Regions from separate parts of the Mus musculus genome. Here region 2 is linked to region 1. A link is a loop called in an ENCODE intact Hi-C map of the cell type or tissue named here. Cell type or tissue: gastrocnemius. All regions are shown on one strand. Links, peaks and the distances in the headings refer to the core of each region. The heading gives the core; the rest is flanking DNA.

What was found. Hi-C counts contacts between places; a loop is a spot of excess contacts. Peaks named below come from ENCODE experiments on the same cell type or tissue, not always from the same donor. Only the 100,000 strongest peaks of a DNase experiment are listed, where the experiment ranks them.
Region 2: a loop joins it to region 1, with 7 times the contacts of the local background. A loop is called at or near these places in 21 of 42 quality-filtered maps.

Annotation. Positions count from the first base shown.
Region 1 is chr8:70,504,367-70,509,841 of GRCm38, forward strand. It overlaps Rex1bd (required for excision 1-B domain containing), which reads right to left and starts at 2,386. Exons shown (of 5, transcript NM_025577.3): 1 at 2,296-2,386; 2 at 2,131-2,213; 3 at 1,390-1,594; 4 at 618-694; 5 at 1-143. The coding sequence starts at 2,367. The coding sequence ends at 71. It overlaps Uba52 (ubiquitin A-52 residue ribosomal protein fusion product 1), which reads right to left. Exons shown (of 4, transcript NM_019883.4): 2 at 5,155-5,268; 3 at 4,930-5,016; 4 at 3,897-4,162. The coding sequence starts at 5,257. The coding sequence ends at 3,966. In gastrocnemius, for the core only: a CTCF peak has its summit at 2,411 (motif pointing left); DNase peaks (open chromatin) are centred at 1,499, 1,820, 2,133 and 2,363; H3K4me3 peaks cover 1,621 bases; H3K27ac peaks cover 1,732 bases.
Region 2 is chr8:70,381,090-70,386,564 of GRCm38, forward strand. Crtc1 (CREB regulated transcription coactivator 1) reads right to left here. Exons shown (of 14, transcript NM_001004062.2): 14 at 1,269-5,246. The coding sequence ends at 5,035. It overlaps Comp (cartilage oligomeric matrix protein), which reads left to right. Exons shown (of 19, transcript NM_016685.2): 17 at 156-328; 18 at 583-722; 19 at 797-977. The coding sequence ends at 843. Among named protein-coding and RNA genes, the nearest start is that of Gm51533, 9.0 kb to the left of the region's middle. In gastrocnemius, for the core only: a CTCF peak has its summit at 2,384; a DNase peak (open chromatin) is centred at 2,384.

The DNA of each region.
Region 1 (5,475 bases), core at 1,134-3,633:
GGCGGTCAGGGCTGGGCTCGACGCCATGGGCCTCTTTTCCCGGCTTCCTCTGGTCCCTGGGGAGCCGCCCTCACTCGGCAGATTCCGCATCAAACCTGAGTTCCTGCAGAACCTCGCCGATCGCCTCCATGGTTTTAATTACCCTACAAGAGCGGATGGAAACTATAAATAAAACCCAGATGGGGTGAATTAGCTGAGCTGCACAGCTAGCGGGGAGGGGGGCTATGGCAAGCCTTGGGCCCTCCTGCTTGCTGCCAAACCTCAAGCCCAGCCTGGGAGCATGCCCAGGAGGCCGGGTGGCTCGTTGGGTCACAGTAGGCTCATGGGAAAGGCCATGGTGGTGGGGGGAGGGGATGTTTGTGCATGCCTATCTATGCATAGAGACCTGCAATAGACCTAGAGGGGTTCACAGGGGAGCAAGTGACTGGTCACATTCAAACTCCTGAAAGCAGTGGAAACTGTAAGAGATGTGATATACATGCACATCCTAGGAAGTACGCATCTGGGAGCACCAGAGTGCATCAGAGTGTCTGCCCTCTCTGACTGGCTCTGCGCTGGGCTGACTCAATCTAAGGTGCCAATCTAAGGTGGCAAGCCAAGGGGCCAACAGGGCTCACTTTATTTTCAGCTGGTGCAACTTTTCAGGGTCCTGTTCTGACACTCCTGGTGTCCCCATCACCTGCAACAGTGCCACCTGGAGGAGGAAATGGGAGTTACAGTAGACAAAAGCCACACAGAGGGAAGGAGGGCCAGGAGTGGACTCTAAGGAGAGCAGAGCTTGAGTGGGAGGTAGCGTATGACTTGCTTTTAGGGCTCTCCTATGGAAGGAGGTACAGAATATGGTCACAGTTTGGAAAAACCAGGGAATGGTGGCAGGTATGGTGGGTGTGGCCTCCACCCCAGTGGCCGGACATGGAGTTCGAATTCTAGGATGGAAATGGAACTCTGCAGAGTTTGGGATTCTGCACTAAGAATTCCAGACCAAAGAGCTACATGGTTTACAGTGGGCAAGCTCCTCCCCTGCTACCACTGGCTATAAGGTTAGGGTAGGTGGGGTCTTGGGATCTGGGTCAAGGACCAAGGATGACAAGTGTCTGAGGATGTTTGTGGAAGAAGTAGTTTGTGGGTTCCAACGGTGATAACCCAGAGTTAGGGACTTAAACAGCCACAGTGGTCGATGCGTTGGGTTTCTGGAGTTCTTAGGACAGCTTTACAGAGGGGCTGGTATAATTAAGCAAAAATTTGGGAGGGAAATGTAGTTAGCCAGGAAAGAGTGGGAGAGGGCCCAAATGCATAGAGGTGTTTGGCAAAAATAGTAGTAGGTCGGGGTGGCTGGGAATGGGTTGTGGACCATGCCCCACTCTAAAAGGAGAGGGGTGGTGGTCTTACCGTGGCCAGGCGCGTCTGTTCTAGCTCCTGCAGGCTGCGCACGTGGCGGGCGAGCACCGGTTGCGCTCGAGGCCCTGCCAACTCTGCTTCCACTGCCAATACCTCCCGCGAGGCAGCGGCGAAGGCCTGGGTCACCTCGTGCACGACACTCCGGTAACTCGGGAAGTCATAGTGCTGACCACTGAGCAGGTACTGACGGTGAGCTCTGCAGTGGACCGGGAGGATGCTGAATCGACACGCTGACAAGCAGACCACGCTCCCTGCTCCAGCTACGTGGAAGATACCCCCGACTCGAAAGAGACAAACCCGAACTCCACAGACTGGGTCTGTCAGGACAGAGCTAGTGCTTAACCATCTCTGCACTCAGAGAAATGAGGGATCTTGTGGAGGGTCACACCACAGCTGCTCCCGCCAGGCCACGCCCACGGTCACATGCTGCTCTACACCTATCTACCCTGCTACTAAAAGCTACACCCTCAGCTCTACCCAACTCCCCCAAATAGACAGGCTTCAGTGTCACAGATCCTTTTACCCACCCTTCTAGACTTCGCTTTCAAGTACGCCCTGCTCCCGGCAGCAGCACTCCTGCATCTCCTGGACCAGATCTGGCTCTCTCCCCACCTCTTCCGACCAAGTCCACAACCTAGGTCCTCCCAGCCACGCCTCCAGCCGCCTCCCCTCAGGTCCCCCTCAGGCAAGCTCTCCCAGGGCCCGCCCCCTCCTCCAGCCCAGCCCGCTCACTGGTCTAGACGGCGGAAGGCCTGTGCGCGTTCATTCTGAAGCTGCTGAATCCTCTGCACCAGTGTAGCGATCGGGGCGTCTCTCTATGGGGGTGTGGGGCCATGAAGCCGGAGTCCTGAGCCCATCCCGCCACCCCGCGCCCGTCCCACCCGCAACCGGGCTCACCCAGGCCCACGCGGACTCCGCAGACCCGGGACCGTCTGCAGCAGCCAACACCTCTGTGGCGGCGGTGAGCATGACTGCGCAGTCAAGTGGCACTAGGGAATGGCCGCTGCGCCCCCTGCCGGCCGGGAGGTCCACCACCAGCCCGCGCGCCTTTGAATTCGTTTTTTTTTTTTTTTTTTTTTGAGACAGGTTTTCTGTGTAGCCCTGGCTGTCCCTGCCTCTGCCTCCCAAGTGCTGGGATTAAAGGCGTGTGTCACCACCGCCTGGTGGAACTCTAAATAGTTTCTAAAGCAACTAAATGGTTAGTTCCAGGGCTGTGTACATCCGCCAGATCCTTGCAACAAGCGGGGCTCGAATAGGGCCTAAATCGAAGTTAAGGCCACAAGTATTTCTGTACCGGTGATGCTTACGAATGTAGTTGAACCAGTTTTGGTTTCAGTGGCTGAGTACTAGTTGCTGTTGCAGGACTGAACCCAATGACACTACCCACATAGCCACTCACACCTATATGCAGGACACCTAATGCACCCCCAGCCCCCCAGACAGGGTTTCTCTGTATAGCCCTGGCTGTCCTGGAACTCATTTTGTAGAGCAGGCTGGCCTTGAACTCAGAAATCCGCTTGCCTCTGCCTACAGAGTGATGGGATTAAAGTGCACCACCATGCCCATCACGCATTTTTTTTTTAAAAGTATTTATTATATGTAAGTACACTGTAGCTGTCTTCAGACACACCAGAAGAGGCATCAGATCAATTATGGATGGTTGAGCCACCATGTGGTTACTGGGAATTGAACTCAGGACCTCTGGAAGAGCAGTCAATCAGTGCTCTTAACCACTGAGCCACTTCTCCAGCCCCTAACAAACCTTTTGATGTCATCTCACATAGTGCACACAAACCATCCATTCAGATTATACCTTTGAAATGGGATTCCCAGCACCGGGGAGGTAGGATATACTCTGAAAGCTTCCTTCCCTAAATTACTTTGGAGATGTTGGTTGCACATACATGGGGGATTTGCAAGCTGCTGGCAACCAGGTTCGAACCCACGGAACCTTCCAAATGACAAGACAGACTGCATACCTGAAGTCAATTACAAGCAACATGGCCTGTCTAAGACTCCCCACGATGGGTGAAATGGTCCTAGACGCCCTAGAGTACCCAGCTACTCATGCAAAAGTGTGCCTGATACTCAAAAATCAAAGGTAGATGAGGCGGCCTCATAAACTCATATAAAGTGTGTTGCCTGTAGTCCCTGGTGCCATGCCTGATGGTGAACTCTATCAGGTTGTCCAGCAACTTAACTGGCGTACAGAGTACTGAGTCAGGTGAACTGCTCCCCCAGAGACCCTAAATTGTGGCCCCACACATCAGAGCCAAGACAAGATCTGTAAGCACAGCCTGCCTCCCCACAGCAGCACTGTGTGGGCTCCACCTTTACATGGTTCCAAGGCTTGCAAGTTCTAACCCACTGGTTCACCCTGCTGCCCAGTACCAGTCTTTACTGCCTCCCCAGCCTCCAAGGTTCAAGGGCAGCCTAGGCTACATGGTGAGATCCCCTCCCCACCGATCCCTCAACAGAACAGTCACTCTAGACACCAATTACTGCTCCAGTGGATGGAAGGGGACTTTATTTGGTCCCGGGGTCACATGCCAGGTATGACCACAGCTTTATTTGACCTTCTTCTTGGGGCGCAGGTTGTTGGTATGGCCGCACTTCTTCTTGCGGCAGTTGACTGCACGAGGGTGCAGGCGTGCGTAGCACTTGCGGCAGATCATCTTGTCACAGTTGTACTTCTGGGCAAGCTGACGAAGGGATGGCTCAATGATGCCACCGCGCAGACGCAGCACCAGGTGCAAGGTGGACTCTGGGAAAAAGAACAGGCAGCTGAAGGCAGGAGCTCATACAGGACAGTGAGGTGGGCTGCCCAAAGACACCAAGTAGCACCCTAAAAGAGGCTCCTCTACAGAGGCAGACAGACACTGGTGGTGAGATGGTAGGCACCTGGGAACTTTACAAGTCTGGTGAGAGCACAAGTCAAACGAGGGCAAGAAACATGTCCAGTGGAGGCAGCCCCACAGACAGCACAGCAAGCATCCAGATGCGGACACACCGGCACCCCCAACCCCCAGTGCTCCACATTTCAGGCTCTCACACCCACACAGAGAACAGGCAAGCAGATGTGACAGCACACACCTTTAATCTGAGCACATGGGAAGCAACAGAATAGTCAGTGCTACACAGAGATGCACAGAACGTGTGTGTGAATATGACAGGGACTTGGAACATGGGATTAAGTAGATGACAGCATGGCTCCGATGGGTTTGAGGCTAACATGAGCTACCACGAGTTCCAAACAGCCTGGGTCTAAGTTGACACTTAGCCTCAAAGCAAACAACAAAAACAAAACCAAAGTAAAGGTTTGGTAAGTAGGGGCAGCCAGGTGAGTCTGGTGAGCTGGGCTCAATCCCTTCAGCCCACACAAGGCTAGAAAAGTGGTCTTCTGCCCTTTGCCTCAGAGCCATCACAAATAAATACCCACAGTAAATACGTAAGTCAACCATGCCAACGACCGCAATAGCAGTCGGACGCCAGCCCCCACCTACAATACCAGACAAGCAAAACAGCCCTTACCTTTCTGGATGTTGTAGTCGGACAGGGTGCGGCCATCCTCCAGCTGTTTGCCCGCGAATATCAGCCTCTGCTGGTCAGGTGGGATGCCTGTGCACGAGAGAAACCAGGTTGGCCACAACTCCTTCCTGCAGAAGCTGGTTAGACCCCATTCACTCAAGAGACGAGCAGACCAAGATCCTTAAGCGCTCCCACCCGTAGGAGAACGCCCTGAACAGCACAGCCCACCTTCCTTGTCTTGGATCTTGGCCTTGACATTCTCGATGGTGTCACTGGGCTCGACCTCAAGAGTGATGGTCTTGCCCGTCAGGGTCTTCACGAAGATCTGCATGTTGGCGTCTGCTACACATCAGAAGGAGACGCATGAGTAAAAGACAGAGGTCCGTCGGCTTCTACTAACCACCTAAGACTGCTTATTTCTTAGTTACCTTTACTACCAAAAAGCCAAATCCTGCTGCGGACTACGGCTCAGCAGTCCCACTCTGCCAGTCACCACCACCCGGTGGGTCGGGAAATCCTACCCAACAGCTTGCCACCCCAGCAAGAGTG
Region 2 (5,475 bases), core at 1,371-3,870, 120 kb before region 1:
ACACAGACTCCTGGCTCCACTACCCACAGTGGTCCAGCCAAGAGCTCTCACTTGCCCTCTTGAAGCAAGGACCTTCCCTATACTCCAACCACTCATAACTCCCACCTGATCTACCAGACAGGGCTCTGATCTGTTTCCTCTCCTGCCTGTGGCAGGCTGTCAAGTCCTCTACAGGTCCCGGGGAACAGCTCCGAAACGCACTGTGGCACACGGGGGACACAGCATCCCAGGTGCGGCTGCTGTGGAAGGATCCTCGAAACGTGGGCTGGAAGGATAAAACATCCTACCGCTGGTTCCTGCAGCACCGGCCTCAAGTTGGCTACATCAGGTGGGCACGGCCCTGCTGCTGCTGAGCTGTGCTTTGCTGCTGCTCCAGGAGAAACGGGCTCCGTTTACAGTACATCATGGTCTTACGGGGAGATGCCAGAACCCCAATACCTCCTATGTACAGGGCACCTGACATACATTCTCACAGAGGGAAACTGAGGCAGGGGCCCCAACACCAGCCCTTATTTTGAGTGGGAACTAAAGATGAAGGGGGTGGCAAGCAGGGAACCCAACCTCAATAGTCCTTTATCACAGGGTGCGGTTCTATGAGGGTCCTGAGCTAGTAGCTGACAGCAATGTGGTGTTGGACACGGCCATGCGTGGTGGCCGCCTGGGTGTCTTCTGCTTCTCCCAAGAGAACATCATCTGGGCTAACCTGCGCTACCGTTGCAATGGTGAGCGAGGGGCCAGCAGGCTGGACCCAAAAGGCTCCAGAAACCTCTCTCACCTGTTGCCTTCCAATCTGCAGATACAATCCCTGAGGACTACGAGAGTCACCGGCTGCAGAGAGTCTAGGGACCAGTGGGGTCCCGCTGCCTGATGGACTGTGGTGGCACAAGCTACGGGTGTGTGTGTGGGGGGGTCTGGCATCCCTCTGAAGGGGTGTCTGGCCTGGGGAGGAGAGGCAAATAAAGTACGTATGTGGGGGACTGGCTGGCTTTGGTCGCTGCTAAAGGGGCACTTTGTGGAGGGGCCTCCAGGAGGCCCTAGGGTCTGTACTCTAGTCACTGAGACTGTCAGGGGCATGCAATTCACTACAGGTGGTGACAGCCCTGGAATATTCTAAGGTAAGAGCAGATGGCTGCCTCCAAGTTTGAGGAACCCCAGTCACTGAATGGCTCAGTGGAAGGTGTTCAAGGGGCTCACACCTATGTGGGGCTCAGCCACAGGAAGATGAGGTAACCTGGAGGGAGATTGGAAAAAGAGGAAGAGGCCCAGACGAAAACATTGGGTTTTTATTACATTTCATTACAAAGGGCGCAAAAATACAAAGAAGCGTCTGCGCCAGAAGGTGGGGCGGGCGGCCGTGCGTGCCCTGAGCAACCTGACCCCCAACTGCGGTGCCCATGCGCACGATCCACAGACATCCGCAGCGGAGTGCGCATGCCGGGGGCAGAGCCAGCCTGGGCACGGGGAGGGGAATGTGGAACCAGCCATTTGCATATATCAAAGGGGCACCCCAGCCCATGGCGTCCTTTTTCCAACTAAGGGGTGAGATGGGGCCTGAGAAACAGGAGCCTGGCCTCTGGAGTTATGGCCACAGCCCTGTCCTCATGTCCCCCTGTGACCAGAAGTGCTGGGTTGGATTAGGCTAGGCCTTACCCCATGTGATGGATCCCTAGCCCCAAGGAAAGGCTGAGTGCAGAAGGGACTGCTGGTCCCATTGTGGGGGTTCTGCTGCTATCCCTACCCTGACCAGGAGGTTGGGCCCCTGAGCCCAGCAGGGTTGAGAAAGAGGAAAACTGAGGTTCAGGGCACCCCATGGCCTTGGGAGTACCCCAGCACCCAGGCTCGAGAGGATACAAGTCCCTCCATCTTCTGCCCTGACAGGGAGATGTGGCTATGACCAATGGGTGGCAGGCATTTGTGCCACACTGAGGGCCATGCCTGAGACAGAAATGATCAGGGTCGCCAAATCACCCACCAGATCCCTGAAGGAAGAGGCCCCCTGGGAGCCAAGGTGGAAGGGGTATAAAAAGGACCAGGTACCACCACACCAGAGGCAGACCACATGGGGTAGACTGCGCCACGGTGTCCTCACCTGGACAGCTCTGAGGGACAGCAGCCAGACCTAGGGCACAACTCTACAACCCCATGCCTGTGCACACAGCTGCATCAAGACCCTGATACCAGCAGCCCTCTCAACCTGTGCTAAATCTCTGCAAAATAAAAAACCCCAGGCCCACTGTGAGAAGAACGGCAGCTGACACTGGTGCAGGTTTGCTGTCCCCATGCCTTTTGCCCGTTCTTGTCCTGACCGGAGTGCCAGGACTCTTGACATCAAGCCCAGTGTGATAGCTGTCAGCCATCCTTGGGTGCTGTGCAGTAGCACATGGGTTTCACTAGGGGGCCCCCCTGTGTAAGAGTCTTCCAAAGAGTTGAAGGCTAGGCTAAGTACCAGTGGACTTCCCAGAGCCACACTGGATAGTGTTGCAGGAAGGGGATATGACAGGGCCTTGGGTCAAGGGGACAAGCCATTTCTTAGGATATAGAAAGGGGCTGGGTCCAGCTGCATTGTTGTTCTGTGGGGCTTTGGGTAGATTGCCAAGGTTAACTGAGGCAGCTGGGCATAGAGTTATCAAGATGCCCCAGTCCTGTTTCTGAGTCAGGGAAGTGGGCTGGACAGCCACATGGCTGAGGAGGGGCTTGGCTGAAGCTGGTGACACATGGGTAAGGTGGAGGGGAAAAAACCAGGCCTGGCTCACGCATCTGACCTCTCAAGGGCCAGGTGTCTAAGCCTGTCCTGAGAGAGCATGAATGTGGGCAGAGGGTCTATGTACACATTGCAAGGTGGCTGCTCCCAGCACAGTTCAATGGGTCACAGTATCTGCATGTCACCAGCTGAGGCCCCCACGGCCTTGAGCTATCATCTTGGGATGTCTTGGCAATACAGGGGTATTATCGGACAGGTGACCTATATCTAGAAAACAAAGACACCTCCCAGGAGTCCCCCTGACAGCAGCTAGGCCCAGGGGAGGGGAGGGTGACCCCTTTGGGAACATGCATGCACCCGAGTGCTGGCTCCTGGCTGGGCCAGAGAGCTCATGAGATGCTCACAGCTGCCTGGGGCGCTGAGGCAGGGACGTGTCACCTCATCATAGGACTTGGCAATGAACTGGTCACATTAATACAGCTACATGCACTCTTGGCTTCAGGGCACTGAAAGCCAGGCCACCAGCTTAGGAGGGCCATGGGCTGTATCTGTCCTGCCCTGGCTCACTGAGAACTCAGACAGCCAGTGAGTAACTGGACTCCAGGTACCCTGTCAGCCTCTCGGCCCTGTTGAGGCCGTTTGCTCAGACTTCTACAGCTGGAAGAGAGTCCCACCCCACTTCTGTGTGCTTTCCAGCTCGCCAGTGCTGGGGTGACAGACGCGTGCCACCACATACGTTTGATGATGATGGTGATGGTGATGATAAAGTTCCCACTATTCCCTTCAAGTCCGCACCGTGGTGACAGAAAGGCCTGAGACCTGGACAGGTGACTTGGACAAAGCAATGCTGTGTCTTCAGACCCAGGGGAAGGGGAATAGCAATGAAAGGGTGGCAGCTTTCTCATGCAGGCGGCTGCCTAGGTGCTTGGGGAGAGACACACACAGCTTGTGTGCTCCCCAAACCCCCAGCATGGGCAGTGGGCAACGGCACAGAGAAACAGTGAAGCCGCGGCCCGGGCCTACGGAGCAGAGGCAGAGGGCATGTCAAGCTATGACCTAGGGTGGTGGGGATCAGAACTTCCAGGCCAAAGGTGACCCCGGTCCACAGCCCCCACTTAGCCACTGCTAAGGCCTGGCAGACGCCTTAAAGATCCTCAGAGAGAGAGGGTTCTCAGGAGGCTCCAGTGAAAGTAAAGGCTGTTCCCAGGATATGTTCTGCGGTTCTACAGACACGCCCAGCCACCAGGACCCTGCATCCAGCCCCATCCTTGCCCACCCAGCTCTCTGGAGTTGAGACTAAATGCCAGTACGCCCAGGTCCAGGGTGAGCAGCCCAGGTGCCCCAGCTTGCAAGTGCTCCAGGCTAGTATTCCAGTTAACTTTTAAAAAGGTAAAGGAGGGACTGGGGGATAGTTAACACATGCTGCCAGGCAAGTCTGGGGGGGGGGGGTCAGCTACCAAATGCCAACAGAAACGGAAGGAAAAGCAGAACCACCAGGGCTGCTGCCTCCCGAGCCCCAGATCCTAAACAGCAGGAGGGACAGGTCACGAGGCTGGAAGAGTGAGGAGAATGTGCAGGTGGCCCGTGACCCTCCATCCCAGTGCCACCATACTGACCTTTGTCCAACAGGGGGCAAGGATGGTGAGAATGAGCCAAGGAGGGGCACTGGCTGCTTCAGTGGCTCTGTCCATACCACATTCGGCCATAGGTCGATTGTCACGCTGCAAGAGCGCTCAGGAATATAAAAGGCAGCCATCCAAACAGTGTTTATTCTGGTCCAGGTCGGCCCCGTCACTCTGCTGTCTTTGCCCTGGGCTCGGTGGGCATGCATGACCTGACCAGGGCTGGGGATGGCGGTGGGGAGGGGGGCAGGATGGAGGAAGGCAGTGACAGCTGACAACAGTCGAATGGATGGCGCACCTAAGCCTCTGGGCGCTCCACACCCACGCCCCGGCCCTCCTTGCACAGCACATCTGGAAGTGAGTGACACTTTGGGTATCTGATGAGGGCTCTCACATCCCCAGTGAGGGGTGAGGGAGCGAGCACGGGGAACATCCATGGGGGCCAGGCACTCACAGCCTCGGCCATCAGCCTGACCCCAGGTAGATGGATGGACAGACAGATAGCCAGCCTAGTACACAGCGGCCTCACACACGCCAGGCATCATGGGAGGTGAACGACCGGGGTGGCGGGGGGCTGGCAGGGGCACTGGGCAGCATTGCAAGCTCAGAACCACAAGCTTGGCCGTTGGCAAAGGGGGACGCCATTGCCGTCCCCAGGTTTGGGGCAGCGCCGTTGGAGACTGACCAGCGGCGGCTGGTGGGCACAGCCACTCACAGGCGGTCCATTCGGAAGGTGTCCTCGGTGGCTGGGTCGGCTAAAACCATGTCTGGGTCATTCAACATATGGAGTCCGTCCAGGGTCAGAGGGTCAATCTTCAGCTCGTCCAGTGGAAACTGATGGTCTGAATCAAAGCTGACATCACTGACTCCTGCCAGTGTGCTGCTCAGTTCCTTAGAGAGGCTCGGTGGTGACTCTCCTGTCACTGTTGGGTGGGGACAAATGACATGGCTCAACCTTGGCTCCAGGGAAGCAGACACCGGGCCATTTACTTCCCACCAGTATGAGAAGCAGAAGTGGAGGGGGCAGCTCACCCCAGGGATTGTTCTGCAGGGCGAACATCACAATATCTAGGGTGTTCTGTGTACTGTGGTGGGGTAGACACTGGCACTGGGTGGCGTGAGCCAGGGACATGGCTCAGCAGTCTACAGAGC